Linked DNA regions of Mus musculus: region 1 is linked to region 2. The links are chromatin loops, found by intact Hi-C in ENCODE. Cell type or tissue: heart. All regions are shown on one strand. Each heading gives the region's core, and the rest is flanking DNA. Links, peaks and the distances in the headings are about the cores only. Region 1 has its middle 20 kb from the start of Gm36144. Region 2 has its middle 65 kb from the start of Gm38824.

Region 1 (7,863 bases), core at 1,387-6,386, 730 kb after region 2:
GTGGAAGTGGAAGAGGATGACCCTCTGCCTAGCTCTGGCCCAGGTTAGGATAGACATTTTCAGTAAGTAAGCACAACTGCAGTTTATTGATTTTTTATTATGTGGTTATTTATTTAGGATAGTTAAAACATGTTCCATTTGATGTATATCTCTAAGCTGAACCACAATGACAACTTCAACTTGTGAACAATGAGGGTAGTTCAGAAGGGAGTAAAGTGACTTTTCCAGGAGTTCCGTATAACCAATGAGAAATAACGTTCTTAGTGTAAGCGTTATAGGTTAATGCACATGCGCTAATGCACAGATCTTCTCTGGGACAATGCATCTACTCTATCACTTCTAGAAATCACTGTTGGTTACATGAGGATGACCTAAATGTCAAGATATGACAACCAGTATAAATATACCGTCTGTGTACTCGCAAAAACAAAATGTGATAAAATTAGTCTACACATGTGACTTATTACTGACTTGCTTATACAATATCATAATTGGTTTACAACAACACAGTATAAAACCATCTAAACAACCATGGAATTCCTTTTCTCCAAAAAGCTAATAAATTTGATTACTTAAAATATTTATTACATATGATATACATGTGCCTATGTATATATATTAATATTATATCCCCACAGACTTTTTAAACATATGCTATTTTTTGCTGGGTACAGAACAGTTTGATAATTGCTGAACATGAAATAGTCTCTGCAAAGTAATTTATTAGCACACAGGGGAGGAAATGGGTAAAACCAGTTAAATACTGTCCATAAAGTGTGGGATGCTTCTGGAAGGATACAGGATAGATTTTGGACAAAGATGCAATACTAGTAGCTGTGGAAGATGTGCAGGCTCAGAAGTGTGGTGAATGGGAACTTAGTCATGCTTGGCATTAAGGAGTGAGATTGAAGGTGGTTGTGAGAATATATGTAAAGACCCAAGGGTGCCAAAGTCCATTGTAAGTTGAGGAAAGTCAAGCTAAAGGCACAGGAATATTGAGCTGAAAATGGCTGAAGGTAATGGGTAGTGGTCATAGTATGCTCACTCTTAAGAACCATCTGAAGGTATTTGGACTTGGTCCTTCAAATCATGAGAGTAATTCATCTGTTCAAAAAAGGAATAATTAGATTAGTATTTATCAAGCTCTTGTTTCCTTCAGTGTGGAAAATGGATTATCAGAAAACAAAACATTTGCAAATGTTACTCCATTTTTTTTTCTGTTGTTGTGATTGACACCATGACCAAAAGCAACTTGGGAAGAAAAGGAGTCATGTGGTTACATATCCATCATGTCACAGTCCACCATCAAAGAAGTCAGGGTAGGACTACAGGAAGGAACCTGGAGACAGGAACTGATGCAGAAGCATGAAAAGTGCTGTTAATTGGCCTTCTCCTCATGGATTGCTCATTATGCTTCTTTATATAGCCCAACACCACCTCCAGTTGGCTGGCCGTCATGCTATGTTTAATTTTAAAAATTCCCAGAGATAGCTCAGAGTCCAATCTGATGGAAGTCATTCTTCAACTGAGTTTCCCTCTTCCTAGGTGACTCTAGTTTGTGTCAAGTTGAAAATGAACCAACTGAGTAGAACCAATAAGTGACCTGAAAGATAACTCAAAGCAGTCAAAAGATAAAGACTAGACCATTTGTTCCTGATTAGAAATTGACTTGACCCTTATCAAGAAGGTGAGATCTAGCCAATTAAGGTGATGTGTCACTGAAAGGCCAGCATTTAGTAGGATGAAGATTTCAGGCCAGTATTGGCTACATGGTACATACCAAGAATTTGGTATTCTGTGATTCAAGACCTTATCTCAGATATTCAGATCTATGATAAATAGATGGATGCATGAATGAATAGAAAGATGATAGATGATACATGGTGTGATGTGATGTGATGTGATATGATATGATATAATATGCTATGATATATGGGTGGATAGATGGATGGATGGACAGACAGATACGATGTGATGTGGGGTGATGTGATAAATGGACGGATGGGAAGATAAAGAGAGAGAGAGAGAGAAAGAAAGAAAAAAGATAGATAGATAGATAGATAGATAGATAGATAGATAGATAGATATGATAAATAGACAAGACAAAGAAACAAAAGGAGAAAGACTAACAAGCAGACAGAAAGAGAAAAAGAGAGAGAGAGATTAAAAAGGGAAACCAAAAAGAGGAAAGATTAGGGAAGATTTATCTTAAATATGTGAAAAAGCTGGAAGATATTTTGTAGTAGAAGAAAAATATCAGTGAAAAGAAAATATCAAAAAAAAAAGTATTTTGGGTATGATGAGTAGGTATTTCAGTGCAGCATTATATATGTAGTACATCTCAGAATATAAGTTGGAGCTGTATAGAAGAAAGCCATGAGTCTCAGACCTAGGGGCTTGGATTTGTTTTAAAATACAATAAAAAGTCCGAGATTTTCTTCCCCATATTTGAAAGTTAGAATTTTGAGAATTTAGAAAGATATGGTAGCATACTAAAAATAAAGACATAGAAATGTTGAGTGTTTTTCTAAAGCTATAAATAATTGTATAGAAATGGTCAATAAATGGTGAAGTAGCTGGATGGGTGAGAAAGTGAGTGTTGTACTCTGTCTGCTGTGGCAGAGGGCTACATGCTTCATGTTCTTGGTGCTGGGGACTCTCACCCAGGGCCTGCTGTCTGCATTTACAGCAACGTGTTCTTGGGAGACCAACATCCAACCTAGAACATGAATTTATAGGCTTTCAAAACCACAGAGTGGAAAAAAAAAAAACAGATTGGATAGAGAAATTTACTGAGTGTCCACTACTTTGGTTTTTGTATATAAAACAAATCAAAATCTGATGTTCAAAATTCCATTTCGAAAAGTGATTTAAAGGGAAACTAGAGAATTTCTGTTAGTTTTTAAGATTCTTAAATTATTGGGTAAATTATTTTGACTGTAAATGTAAAGGAGACTATATCTCAAAACTTTAAAAATTAATATTTTCTTCAAATATAAGAGCTTTTAAAAATGTTAAAAATTCAATGGGATCAGAGGCCCTTGGTCCTATGAAGGCTCGAAGTCCCAATGTAGGGGAATGCCAGGACAGGGAAGTGGGAATGGGTGTGTTGGTGAGCAGGAGGAGGGGAGATAGGATAGGGGGTTTTGGAGGGGAAACTAGGAAAGGGGATAACATTTGAGATATAAATAAAGAAAATATCTAATAAAATGTTAAAAATTGTAAGTATTTCAATTTAATTTACTGCAAAGCATGTTAAATTTTAGTAAGGAGAGATTTTCATATTTAGGACAGAAACTTCAAATAAGAACAAAATGTGCTCTCCAACTTTGCTATGTGCTATTTGCATTAAGTAAAGTAAGTGGTTTAAGTAAACTTGTGTGTGCTGGGTAAGAGTGTGTGAATTAATGCACAGGGGTAGTTTGTGCAAATTTGACAGACATGTGGGACAGACACTAGAACTTGCTCTTTGTGGGCATGTTTCCAGTTTTGAGGGCTTCCTCAACTTTTTGGTTGGTACTTTGTATTTTTATATATTTACATGTCTGTGAGGTTTTAATTACTGGTTTATTAAGGAAGTCTTCCAAAATTCTAGTTTTAAGGCAAATTTTTAAGCAAAATATTTTTACTTGTTATTATTAAGCCTAAGAAAGAGAATAGTGCCCAGGAGGACTGAGCATTGGACCATCTTAGTTGAAGTCTTCACGGCGGTGCAGTTCTGAATATCAGCTGTCAGATGGCATGCATTCAAAGTGCTAATGTTGCTTATATTAAAAAAAAAAAAATACCAGGGAAAGAGAAGGAAATCACCCTTTAGATTTTATGCCCTAACAACAGGGAAAGTTGGAAATAGGTTTTCTAGTCTCATTCGTTTGAGACAATAGTTCCACCTAGTGGACATTTGACTTAGAAACAAACCTTTGAATCCAAATGTTAGTTTTCTCTTTGATGGGATCAATATTAAAGGAAAATAATAATAGATATATTATTAACAAGGTAGAAGTCAAAGTTATTAACAGAAAAACAAAAAATTCAGATATTTAGGAATAAGCTGATACTTAGTATAGGTCTGTCTAATTTGTGACTAAAACGAGCCAAAGCCACACAAAAGGCCCAGTGGGACTGTGGCCAGAAACAAACCAACTTGTTTAAAATGTGTCTTGTTTAAAAACTTCATGACAAGATTACTTTTTCATGACTCACTTGGACAGTGTTTATTATTACTGTGTGGACACTAAAGTGTGCTTTAGCAGAGTGGTCAAGTAAGCCTCTTTATCCTGAAACTTAACCTGGTCCAAAGTGAACTATGGAGAAGAAGAAGAAGAAGGAGGAGGAGGAGGAGGAGGAGGAGAAGGAGGAGGAGGAGGAGGAGAAGGAGGAGGAGGAGGATGGGGGGAGGGGGGGAGGAAGAGGAGGAGGAGAAGGAGGAGGAGGAGGAGAAGAAAAAAAAAAGCACTTCACCTCAGATGATCACTGTTCAAACGTTTAAATAAAACACCAACCATGCCAATGATTCCAAACTACTAGCCCAGTTAAAGATTTATATTGGTTCTGTTGAATGTTGTCTGTCTCTAACCATTCTAAAAGTAGACTAAAACCCCGTAGTGTAACTAGAATGCTGGGAGATAGAACCCTGCAGTGACAGGTCTTTTCCCCTGTTTTATTCCACTGTCGGTGTACTTAAAACCTAAACTCTTTATGAATGGTTCTATGAAGCAGACACAGAATTAATTCTATTCTGAAAGATCAAATGGTTAGATTATTATTTACTTCTATTTTGTTTCAAAACCAAAATGACTATACCAGACAAATATTAAAATCTACAGCCTGAGTTCTCATGGCAAGATCTGAAAGACAAATGATGTTTCTTGACTACATTGCTGGACAAAGACAACTCAAGCCATAGCCTACAACCTGACCAGAAGGGACACCCCAGTTTAAGGGGAAAGTTACTGCATCTGTTTTTATATCTTGAGACCAATTCTAGCCTGGGTTTAGGCTTATGAGCTACTGTTTCTCTTAAGGATTCCTATATTTTCAGGCTAACAACAACAACAAATGCAAGCTTACATTCCTAAAAAGTGATATGGTCCTTGAATGTCTTTTCTGTAAGCTTCAAGAGTTAAGGCTGGGGGCTGGAGAGATGGCTCAGCGGTTAAGAGCACTGACTGCTCTTCTGAACAGTCCTGAGTTCAAATCCCAGCAACCACATGGTGGCTCACAACCATCCGTAATGAGATTTGATGCCTTCTTCTGGAGTGTTTGAAGACAGTGTACTTACATATAATAAATAAATAAATCTAAAAAAAAAAAAGAGTTAAGCCTGGTCCTGTCACCGAGATGGACAAGATGTAGCTAGATGAATGTCTTTGTCACTAGTCAGTACCTTTCCACATATGAGCTGCAAGGAAACTGCCATGAATACTCCTGAATCCTGAAAACAGCTCATTGAGTGATTCTGGTAGAAGAGGACTTTGAAAACGAAATGCTACAGATTAGTAAATTGGAAGGTGACGTGGGATCCATGTAAGCAAATAAAATAAAATCCCCAGGAACCAGTAGAATGAGGCAAAGAACAAAATCCAGATGTGACAATGGAGTGAAGAAAACAAGTTGGTTCATAGGAAAAGCTAGTGGTTTAAGTAAGTGGTTTGAGAAATACTACTTACTACTAATGCTGATGGATAGAAATTGCTCTTTTACAGACCAAAGAGGGTACTGGGGATCAAATGCCAGGGCCTCACACAGACTAGTGAAGTATTTTACCATGAAGCTTATCCTGCCCCTAATACCAGCTCCCCCTCCCCCCCATTGTCTCATTTATTGGAAATTTTTACTGAACTATTCTGAAGAACAGAAGTTGTTTTGAGACAAGGTCTCACTGTGTACCTTTGGCGAACCTGGAACTCACAGGCCTCCTGCCTCAGCTCCCAAATGCTGGAATTAATTGTAGGTATGAGCCAGCATGTCCAATGTACTGGATAGTATTATATCAAGTTGACACAAGCTAGCAACATCTCAAAGGAGGAAACCTCAATTAAGAAAAGTCCTTTATTAGATCCAGCTGCTGAACATTTTCTTAATTAGTGATTGATGGAGCTTGGCCCATTGTGTGTGGTACCATCCCTGGGCTAGTGGTACTGGGCTCTGTATGAAAGCAGGCTGAGCCAGCCATGAGGAAAAGGTCAGTAAGTAAGCAGCACTCCGTCATGACCTCTGCATCAGCTCCTGCTTCGAGGCTCTTGCCCTGTTTGAGTTCCTGCTCCGACTTCCTTCAGTGATAAACAGTGATGTGTAAGCAAAAGCCAGATACATCCTTTCCTTTCTCACTTGGTTTGTGTCATGGAATTGCATCACAACAATAGTAACTCTAACTAGGACACCCAGCTGGGACTTGATTTAATCTTAATTTTTTATTATTATAGGCCAGGTCTTCTGTTGTGGCAAACAAGTAGAGATCAGACAAGAATTTGGGTGTAGAGTTGGTTTCTTTTTCCTTCTTTCTTAGTAAGAAACTCTGCTGAGCCTTCTTGCCTCCCCATATTTATTGGTTTTTGCTTGCTTGCTTGCTTGCTTGCTTGCTTGCTTGATGGCTTGCTTGATGGCTTGATGGCTTGCTTGATGGCCTGCTTGCTGTCTGTCTGTCTTGCTTGTTTTACTGTTATGAATAGGATTCTTCTCCTAAGCTTTCTTTTGAATGGCTCATGGTTCATACACAGAAATACCCTGGTTTTCATACTCCCAATTTTGTACTTGGCCACTTTATTTCATTTATTTTTTATTTTTATACTGTTTTGTTGTTGATGATGAGGGTTTAGGGTTTTTTTTTTTTTACATAAACAAGGATATTTCTTTTCTCCTTCCAATTCAAGAGACTTATTTCTTTTTCTGGTCCATTACTTCTGGTATGCCATGAACAGAAGCAAGCCTTGTGGGAACCTTGCTTCCTAGAGCCCTCACTTTGTAGAACCCTCACTTTTTAGAAGCCTCACTTTGGACCGGGCATGGCTTCAGCCACCCCAGTGAAAGCAATATTTCCTGTGATCTTTTGGATGTTGAACCTGCCTGGCATTTTCTGTGTGTGCTGAGATGATCATCAGTTTTTATCTCTTCTTTTGTGCCGTACTATGCTGGTTTACTTGTGATCAAGGAATACGGAGCAGCACCTATTTCAGGAAAAGAATCACAGATACTTTCTTAGCCTGGACTTTTGAGCTGACAAGCAGGGGGCTCTCCTTTGCCTTTTTGTTTGTTTCTGAATCTTCCTTCTTTGCTTCCTTCCATGTGAATGACACCGAAAGAGCAAGACAAGCTAAAGATGATACACAGTGGTTAAATCTCATCACGCAGTAGTCCAGAACCCTGTGAACAGAGTTAAGGGTTGAAGACGAACATGAAGTGAAGGGACTGTTCAAAGGAAAAGCATAATCAAGCAGGGTTTCTTTGAAGGAGGAATTCACTTATTTATTCAGTCATGGATATTTACTGAGGACATGTCATATACCCGAAGCACCTCTTGCAGCCAGCACAGTCCTCTGCAGGATGTGGTTACAGACTGCTACTTCCTGAGTCAGGTCAATAGCAGAGTTTCAGAGCTTTTGTATTAATGTGTCTCTAGCTCACAGTACAGTTGGACCAAGAATGGTGATTGAAGCAACATAGCTTTGGATACAGCAGAAAGCACGGTAGATCCGCTTGCAAGAGAGCCTGGCGTGAGAAAAGGCACTGGGATGGGCTGTGGCATGAGAATTGGGCTTTCAGGTCAGCCCACCTCATACTCAGCCAGACACAAGTTAAACCTCCCTAAGGAGGGGCCACCTACCTTTCTGTATAGTATCCATCCAGAGGTGTAGGTAGGTGACA
Region 2 (7,863 bases), core at 1,127-6,126:
GTGAAAATATATCTTATAGTCAAACATGAAGCAGTCATTTAAATTTATTTTCTAAATAAATTTGTTTAAAATATTGGATTTTAAAAATATTATTAATTCATACAACTATATTTTATTACCTAATATATTATTAAATGATTACATTTAATTAAATATTAAAAACTATAATTATCAATATTAAGGGCCTATTCATATAGTAAGGAGAACTCATTTTTCAGATTTTACTTGTTTTTATGTTATGTGAAGAAGTGGGTTTTTTCTGCATGTACACATGTGCACTAAAGGCTTGTCTAGTGCATGTTCAATGCCCACAGAACAGAAGAGGATATTGGACCTCCTGGAGCTGGAGTTATAAAATTGGGATCCAATCCCCCTGGGGCCTCCTCAAGGGCAGCAAAAGGTGTTAAGAGCTGAGCCATCTCTCCAACGTCAAACTTTTCCTTTTTTTCAAGTTTTGTTTCATGATAAATAACGCTAAATAAATAAATGATGCCTTAAAGAAAACATCCTGTTTTTGTTCTTAAAGATAGTTATGGGGTATACCAGACTGGCTCAGGCTTGGAGTGACCACTTTTCTTAGCCCTCTGAGGGCTGGGATTACAGATGTGAGCCACCACACCCAGACAGGAACTAATCTAAGAAACATCTTTAATATGAAACAGTAGAGATATTCACATGCTATACATGCATAGTCTCAAGGGCCTGACAGTAATTCTGAAATTTCGTTTGTGTGGCTCAATTTTAGATTACACAAGACATAAAGTTTCCTTTTTATGTTTTCTTGAATACAGAAAGCAGACAGAGAGACAGATAGCAACTGTACACCAGATTGGAAACATTTTAACATAATGCTCATTCCCTGTATATGGGAGAATAACCGAAGGGAAGAGAAGATCTTCTGTAGATGCTAGCTTTTTCTTAAAGCCAGTCTTCTGGAAAATGCCAGTAACTCTCCCTTATTCACTGTATTGTTTCCTAAACATCAAGGAGCTGGTTTGTCACAGTCAGTGGGGTGACTGAGGAGGAACCCATCAGTACTCTGTGTGTTTCTGCCTATTACCTCAGTAAAATATGTTTCTGCATGACCATTTTTCTTGAAAATGTATGTTTTATTTGGACGTAATTCTGAGGTATGGCAAGTAAATAGTTAAAAAATAAAGCAATGTGTTTGGCCTTCAAAATGTGATTTTTCACCCTTGTTGGTGACTGGCTTAAATCACATGTGCAGAAAGGTCTGGGCAAGTAACATGCACAAAGCGTAGACTCGGGCTGAAGTCAAAGTCATTGTGAATGTTGTTTATAACTGAAGGGTTTGCTCACTTGTCGAACACATGCCATCATATGCAGTTGGGAGCAAGATATAGTGCCAATTATGACTGTTACAGATATGCAAATACATATTTTTCACATACGAAATGCAAACATTTTAGCAGGACAACTGGATAATGGAGGTCCTCAAATCAGAAAACTGGCAAATGTACACTGGATTATAATGGCTTCTGCCTACACTTCAAATATAACAAATGTTTGATTCATCCGACTCTGGTCTCTAATTGGAGACAATTGGTAGAGGCCATTGAGTTCACATACTCTCAATTACTTCTATGTTTGCTGTAGTTTTCAAACCTCCACCTTGTGAACAAAACAAACCAGGACAGTCTTCTGTAGCAGAGCCTGCTCATTTAGACAAATCAACACTTCTACCGTTCTTTTCTGGGCTTTTACCTCTCTAATGTTGGCCGAAGTCAGAGTTCATGTTTAAATGTGATTATCTTGAACTCAGAAGCAATAATTTTAATGTGTGTCCTGACTCCCCTAGTTCATCAGTATCTCTGTGTTTCTGTAAAGTCAGCTCTAGGATGAAGCACAACTGCCCAACTCTGCCCAGTTTCACAGCGTATAAGGCAAGCATTACTTCAGTTAACTGTCCTGTTTGAGGAGCAAGCTACTCTCTTCAGTTCTGCTGGCCTCAAGAAAAGCAATGGAAAGAGAAAGCACATTTGGCTGCTCTCATAAAACTCTTGCTTCATAGACTCCTCACACACTGCCAGGAAATAGATACCTCTGCAGTCTCCTTTGAGACTCCCACACCCATTTAATAGCCTTTAGAGTCATAAATTTTGGGTTATAAATCATCCTGTACAGTTACATTTTAAAAACTACAGTTTTCACTCTTCTCTGACTTTACAAGAACAGAACTTTGCCTGCATTTTCTTTTTGTTCCACTGTTAATTTAAAAGATAGTCCCGCAGATGCTGTGCATAGACTGGTCCAAGTCTCCTGTTCCATGGTGTGAATGGGAAACCATTTGTGTTGATCATTTCTGTCACTTGTGAGTATTTGTGGGTTCTGAATTCTCTATATCTTTACCAGCTCTTGGGCTGTTAGACATGCTTCCTGTAGAGCTGATAGGTTAGATACTTCAGGGGACTTTGGTTAGAGTTCAGTTACTAATGAACTCTTCATGAGCTTTTTGGCTGTTTGTATTTGAGGCTTGTCAGCTCCTAGATTTAATGTTTTCATTTTCTTGTTGGATCCTCTATATTTTAGTGTATATATACTCTTGAATATTAATATTTTCAGGTGACAATGACATATCTTTTAAAGTATTTTCTCCCAGCTATGACTTTCCTTTCTACCATCTTTACTGAAACATAAATATCCACAAGTTCTTGATAAGCAAATGTTCTAAATTCCTTAACCGCATGATTGTTCTTTTAAACCTTACAATTGATTTTATTCTTCAGAGTTGGGGATTGAACTGAGGGCTTCAGCATGTGGACCAAGTGCCCAATCACATTCATATGTAGAAGAATGATACTGTATGCCAATCTAAACAAAAGTCAATTCAAAATGGATCAAAATAGGAGTGCGGATGTAAAACTCTAGATTGGTAGAGAAGAAAAAAAAATCAGGGCACAGTGAAGACTTTCTACAAGGGACCACAGCAGCACAAGGAACAATTCTCAATGTGACAAATAGGACTGAATTATGTTTCAAAGCCTCTGCACAGCTAGGGAAACCACCACCAGAGTGCAGAAAGGCTACACAATGGAAAGAAACTGTAACCAACTAACAAGGCAGTAGTATCCAGAATATACAAAGAAAGGCTTAATAGTCTAAATATCAAGAAACCAAACAACCCCATTTAGTAAATGGGCTAATGAAATGCTAGACAGTTCTCAAGTGGCCAATAAACACATGGAAAGCCATTCAATGTATTTAGCAAGTAGCAAAATGCAAATAAGAACAACACTGAAATTCCATTTCACCCCAATCAGAATGGCTACTTTAGAAAAAAAAAAAAAAAAAAAAAACAACAAAAACCCCACATAGCAACGGATGCTGTAAGATCAGTGGAGATGGGAGGGGGGGAAGCTTATATACACTGTTGGTGGGAATGTAAATTAGTCAATTAATCATCTCTGTTTATTGGCACACCACTCACAATAGCCAAATTATGGAAATAGCCTAGGTGTCTGTCAAGAGATGAATAGATAAAGAAAATGTATTATACACAAAGGAGCTTCATTCAGCCACAAAGAAAAAAATAAATTTCCTTGTTTTTAAGAAAATGAATGCAAATAGAGATTGTTGTATAAGCAAAACAGACTCAGAGAGACAGACCGTTTTCTCTAATATGGATTTAGATTTTAGATGTATATCTAAAATCACATGTGTAGATAGGGTATGGAAGTAGAGGTGAGAATGTCTGGGGAATAACACAAGGGAGAGAGAGCAGAAGAGTGCGAAGATGCTCCAAAGAAAGCCCACCACTATGTACAATGAATACACACTAATAACATTTTGCATTTAAATGTTCTGAAAATTAATAGTCTAGTCTACCAATGTCTTTGTTCTATATTTAGCAAAATATTCTTTACTCTAAGATTATAATCATACTCTTGTATATTTCTCCTATATGTTTTAAGTATTTAATATATGTCAAAACTGTGTATGGATTACAATCCACATCTTCAGATGCTGTTGTTCTCATGTTAGTTCACTGAGCTCTAGGTTTTTCTAATTCCTGGAAAGGCTGGCTGATTTGTATGAGTTTGAGATCAGCCAGTTCTACATAGTTAGACTTCAGAGTGCCATGCTAGAATAGAAAGGGTTCATTTATTTGTCTTACATTTTTTTCTGGGAGGGCAGGGGAGAATTCTATTAATGAATTCATGAGTACTGTGTCTATGTCATGTCTACTCCACCCTCTTCCCCTTCAACTCCTCCCATGCCCCCACTCCCTCTCAAGCTCATAAGCTCTTCTTTAATGATTATTGTTAAAACACTTACACACACACACACACACACACACACACTGCACACATGCATACACACAAACCATGTACATATAACTGTATCCTGCTGAGCCCATTTACAGTTTATGGCTGAACACAGTTTCATAGATTTCTGTTATGATCAGCATGGTAGAAAATGAGTGCTAGAGCAGGAAGTTCACACAGCATCTGCAAAGCAAACAGTGTCCATGGTAGTGGCCTTTCCCTTTTCCCATTGAGGACCCAGTCTATAGACTTGGGATGGGTTTTCGTGCCTTAGTTAACAAAATCTGGAAACTCTCATAGATACACAAACGGTATGATTTACTTATCTCCTGGGTGTTTCTCAGTTCAATTGAGCTGACAAGATAAACTATAACACAGACAAAATTTAAACACTAAAATTGCAAGGAATTTTATCTGTTAAATTTAAATTTTACATGGCATGGCTATTTTTTTTTCTTCAAGAAAGTATAACAAACAAAAATTGAGAAAAAAAACCAGCTGTGAACACCTTAAAAATATGGAGATTTTTACTATACTTAGACATTCAGAAAAATGGATGAAATATGTTGAAAAATTTCAACCAATAAATACATCCCTGGTTTAGAACCAGGTGGCTGGGGAGTAGAGCCACTTGTAAGCTAGCATTCAGTCATGCCCTCTTTCCATCACTGTTTCCCCAAAGTCACTTACACAATGGATATTGATAAACTATCGTGTTTTGAAAGATTAAAAGATTTCCTAGAGAAAGTTTTTCTTTTTGCCTGGTTTCTTTAGTTCAGCATGGTATCTGTGATCTCACCCAATTTCTTTCTATAGCTGTAGTTGGTTCATAACTGCTCTATAATTTTCTATCATGTAACTATCCCCAAATTTATGATTGTAACTGTTTATGGACATGTTGGTAATGTGGCATTTTTAATGCTTTTGTGCACACTGTTGCACATACTTTCTCATAGGACAATAATGTGGTCTTATGGTATATAATTGCAAGACTAGTTAAACTCTATGTGTGTCTTCAGCTTGAGGAGGTATTGTGAAGCTCTTTTCTAGTTCTTTTCTATGTGAGCATATTGGTCTATCACTCCCCCAGCTACAGGGAAGGGCTTTCTCTTTTTAATTTTCTGTGTTTCCTCACAAGTTTATATTATAAACTTTGTGTAGGCAAGACTATTTATTTCATTTGTTACTATATTTTCAATTATTCTGGGTGTTTCTGTTTTTGTTCCTCCCTCACTCTTCCTTTCTCCCTCAGAAATCTGTGCTCAGGAGACAGAGAGGTACAGTGAGAGCGCAGGTTAGGGAAGGTTAGGTCCCAGCTGCTCAGGTTTTCATGCTCAAGCATCAGTTGAGAATTAATTCTACTCTGGCTGGCACGTTGTGAAACAGTCTGCTCAGTCTTCGATGCATCTCTACATCTGTTAACTACAAGTGTGAGGATTAATCTGGTGGTGCTTATGTTAGGTGATGACATATATAGATACTTTATTAGTAATTGTGTATTTAATACCAAATCATAAATAGGATAAATTATACAGAAAACTGGTATATAAAGGGATAAAGAGGAACATTTTTTTCTAGTAAAGGAAGCTATGAAAGACTTCCAGGTAAGATGGTAAGATAGAGCTGCCTGAGGAGTCTGAGAAAGAGCTGCTGCAAACACTCTGGAAATCAGTTTGGTGGTTCCTCAGAAAATTGGATACAGTACTATCTGAGGACCCAGCTATACCACTCCTGAGCATATACCCAGAAGATGCTCCAACATGTATTAAGGACATATGTACTACTATGTTCATAGCAGCCTTAATTATAATAGCCAGCAGCTGGAAAGAACCCAGATGTTCCTCAATAGAGGAATGGATTCAGAAGATGTGGTACATTTACACAATGGGGTACTATGCAGCTATTAAAAACAATGAATTTATGAAATTCTTAGACAAATGGATGGTTCTGGAGGATATCATCCTAAGTGAGGCAACCCAATTACAAAAGAACACCCATGATATGTACTCACTGATGAGTGGATATTGACCCAGAAGCTCAGAATACCCAGGATACAATTTACAAAACACATGAAACTCAAGAAGAAGGAAGACCAAAGTGTGGGTACTTTGATCCTTCTTAGAAGAGAGAACAAAATATCCATGGAAGGAATTACAGAGACAAAATGTGGAGCAGAGACTGGAGGAATGACCATCCAGAGACTGCCCCACTTGGGGATCCATTCCATAAACAACCACCAAAACCAGACACTATTGTGGATGCCAATAAGAGCTTGCTGTCAGTAGCCTGATCTAGCTGTCTCCTGAGAGGCTCTGCCAGTGCCTGACAAATACAGAAGTGGATGCTCACAGCCATCTATTGGACAGAGCACAGGGTACCCAATGAAGAAGCTAGAGAAAAGACCCAAAGAGCTAAAGAGGTTTGCAGCCCCCTAGGAGAAACAACAATATCAACTGACCAGTACCCCCAGAGCTCCCTGGGAATAAACCACCAACCAAAGAAAACACATGATGGGACTCATGGCTCTAGCTGCATATGTAGCAGAGGATGGCCTAGTTGGTCATCAGTGGGAGAGAGGCCCTTAGTCCTGTGAAGGTTCTCTGCTCCAGTATAGGGGAATGCTTGAGCCAGGAAGCAGGAGTGGGTGGGTTGATGAGCAGGGGGAGAGGCCTAGGGGGAAAGGATAGGGGATTTTCAGAGGGAAAAGTAGGAAAGGGGATAACATTTGAAATGTAAATAAAGAAAATATCTAATAAAAATTGTTAAGATAAAAAAGGAGAAAATTACTTCAGTAAAAAAAAAAAAAAAGAAAGAAAGAAAAAGAAAACAAACAAAATAAAACAAGAGTATATTCCAAAGGCAGAAGGAGACGGAAAACTTCATAAGTCTTTGAAGGAAGTAGAAGGACACCTATAAACCTAGGGAAAGAGACAGGAAACACAGCAAATTCCAACAGGTTTCAGCTATGTTGTGTCCTGTTGGTGTGGTAGAGTGGAGACCTTTTCCAAAACCAGCTATTAACTCTTCATGAGTGGTACTGAGGATGGAACCTTCAAGGGCAGGTTTCTCAAAGAAAGATTCCCAAAGAAAGGCAGAAGAGGTGTCTGGAACACATGCACACACAAGACAAGAAACATGAAACAGCAAGATAATACTACTCTTTCAAAAAGTCACAACTCCAAACTCCTGACCTCAAGGGAACTGAAATAAGGAGAGCAGGACGTGTGATACAGAGCATAAAGTGTATACGTAAGGTAGAAGTCATGAGATCATTTAAATTCATGCTGAAAAGACCCTCAACAAATTGAAGGTTTGCTATCTCTCAATGATAATGGCCTTAAAGAACTCAACAAAACAAGAAAATACTACAACCTTAGAGCTAGCATTATCTAAGTTAGGAAGAAATGAGAGCTTGGGAAGGAAAGAGTTCAGTGGGTAAAGGTGCTAGCGCCAAGCCTGATGACCTGAGTTCAATCCTCAGGACCTGCATGGTGGAAGGAGTGAACAGACTTCTCTTGCAAGTTGTTCTCTGAACTCCATGCACATACCATGTTATGTACACACACACACACAAATT

What was found. A loop is a pair of places that touch in the nucleus more often than their neighbours do. Peaks named below come from ENCODE experiments on the same cell type or tissue, not always from the same donor. Only the 100,000 strongest peaks of a DNase experiment are listed, where the experiment ranks them.
Region 1: it touches region 2 in a loop (4-fold over the local background); 3 of 42 quality-filtered maps call a loop at or near these places.

Annotation. Positions count from the first base shown.
Region 1 is chr6:65,647,613-65,655,475 of GRCm38, reverse strand. No RefSeq gene overlaps it. Among named protein-coding and RNA genes, the nearest start is that of Gm36144, 20 kb to the left of the region's middle. In heart, for the core only: a CTCF peak has its summit at 3,905 (motif pointing left); no DNase peak of the experiment used is centred there.
Region 2 is chr6:66,377,001-66,384,863 of GRCm38, reverse strand. No RefSeq gene overlaps it. Among named protein-coding and RNA genes, the nearest start is that of Gm38824, 65 kb to the right of the region's middle. In heart, for the core only: a CTCF peak has its summit at 3,027; no DNase peak of the experiment used is centred there.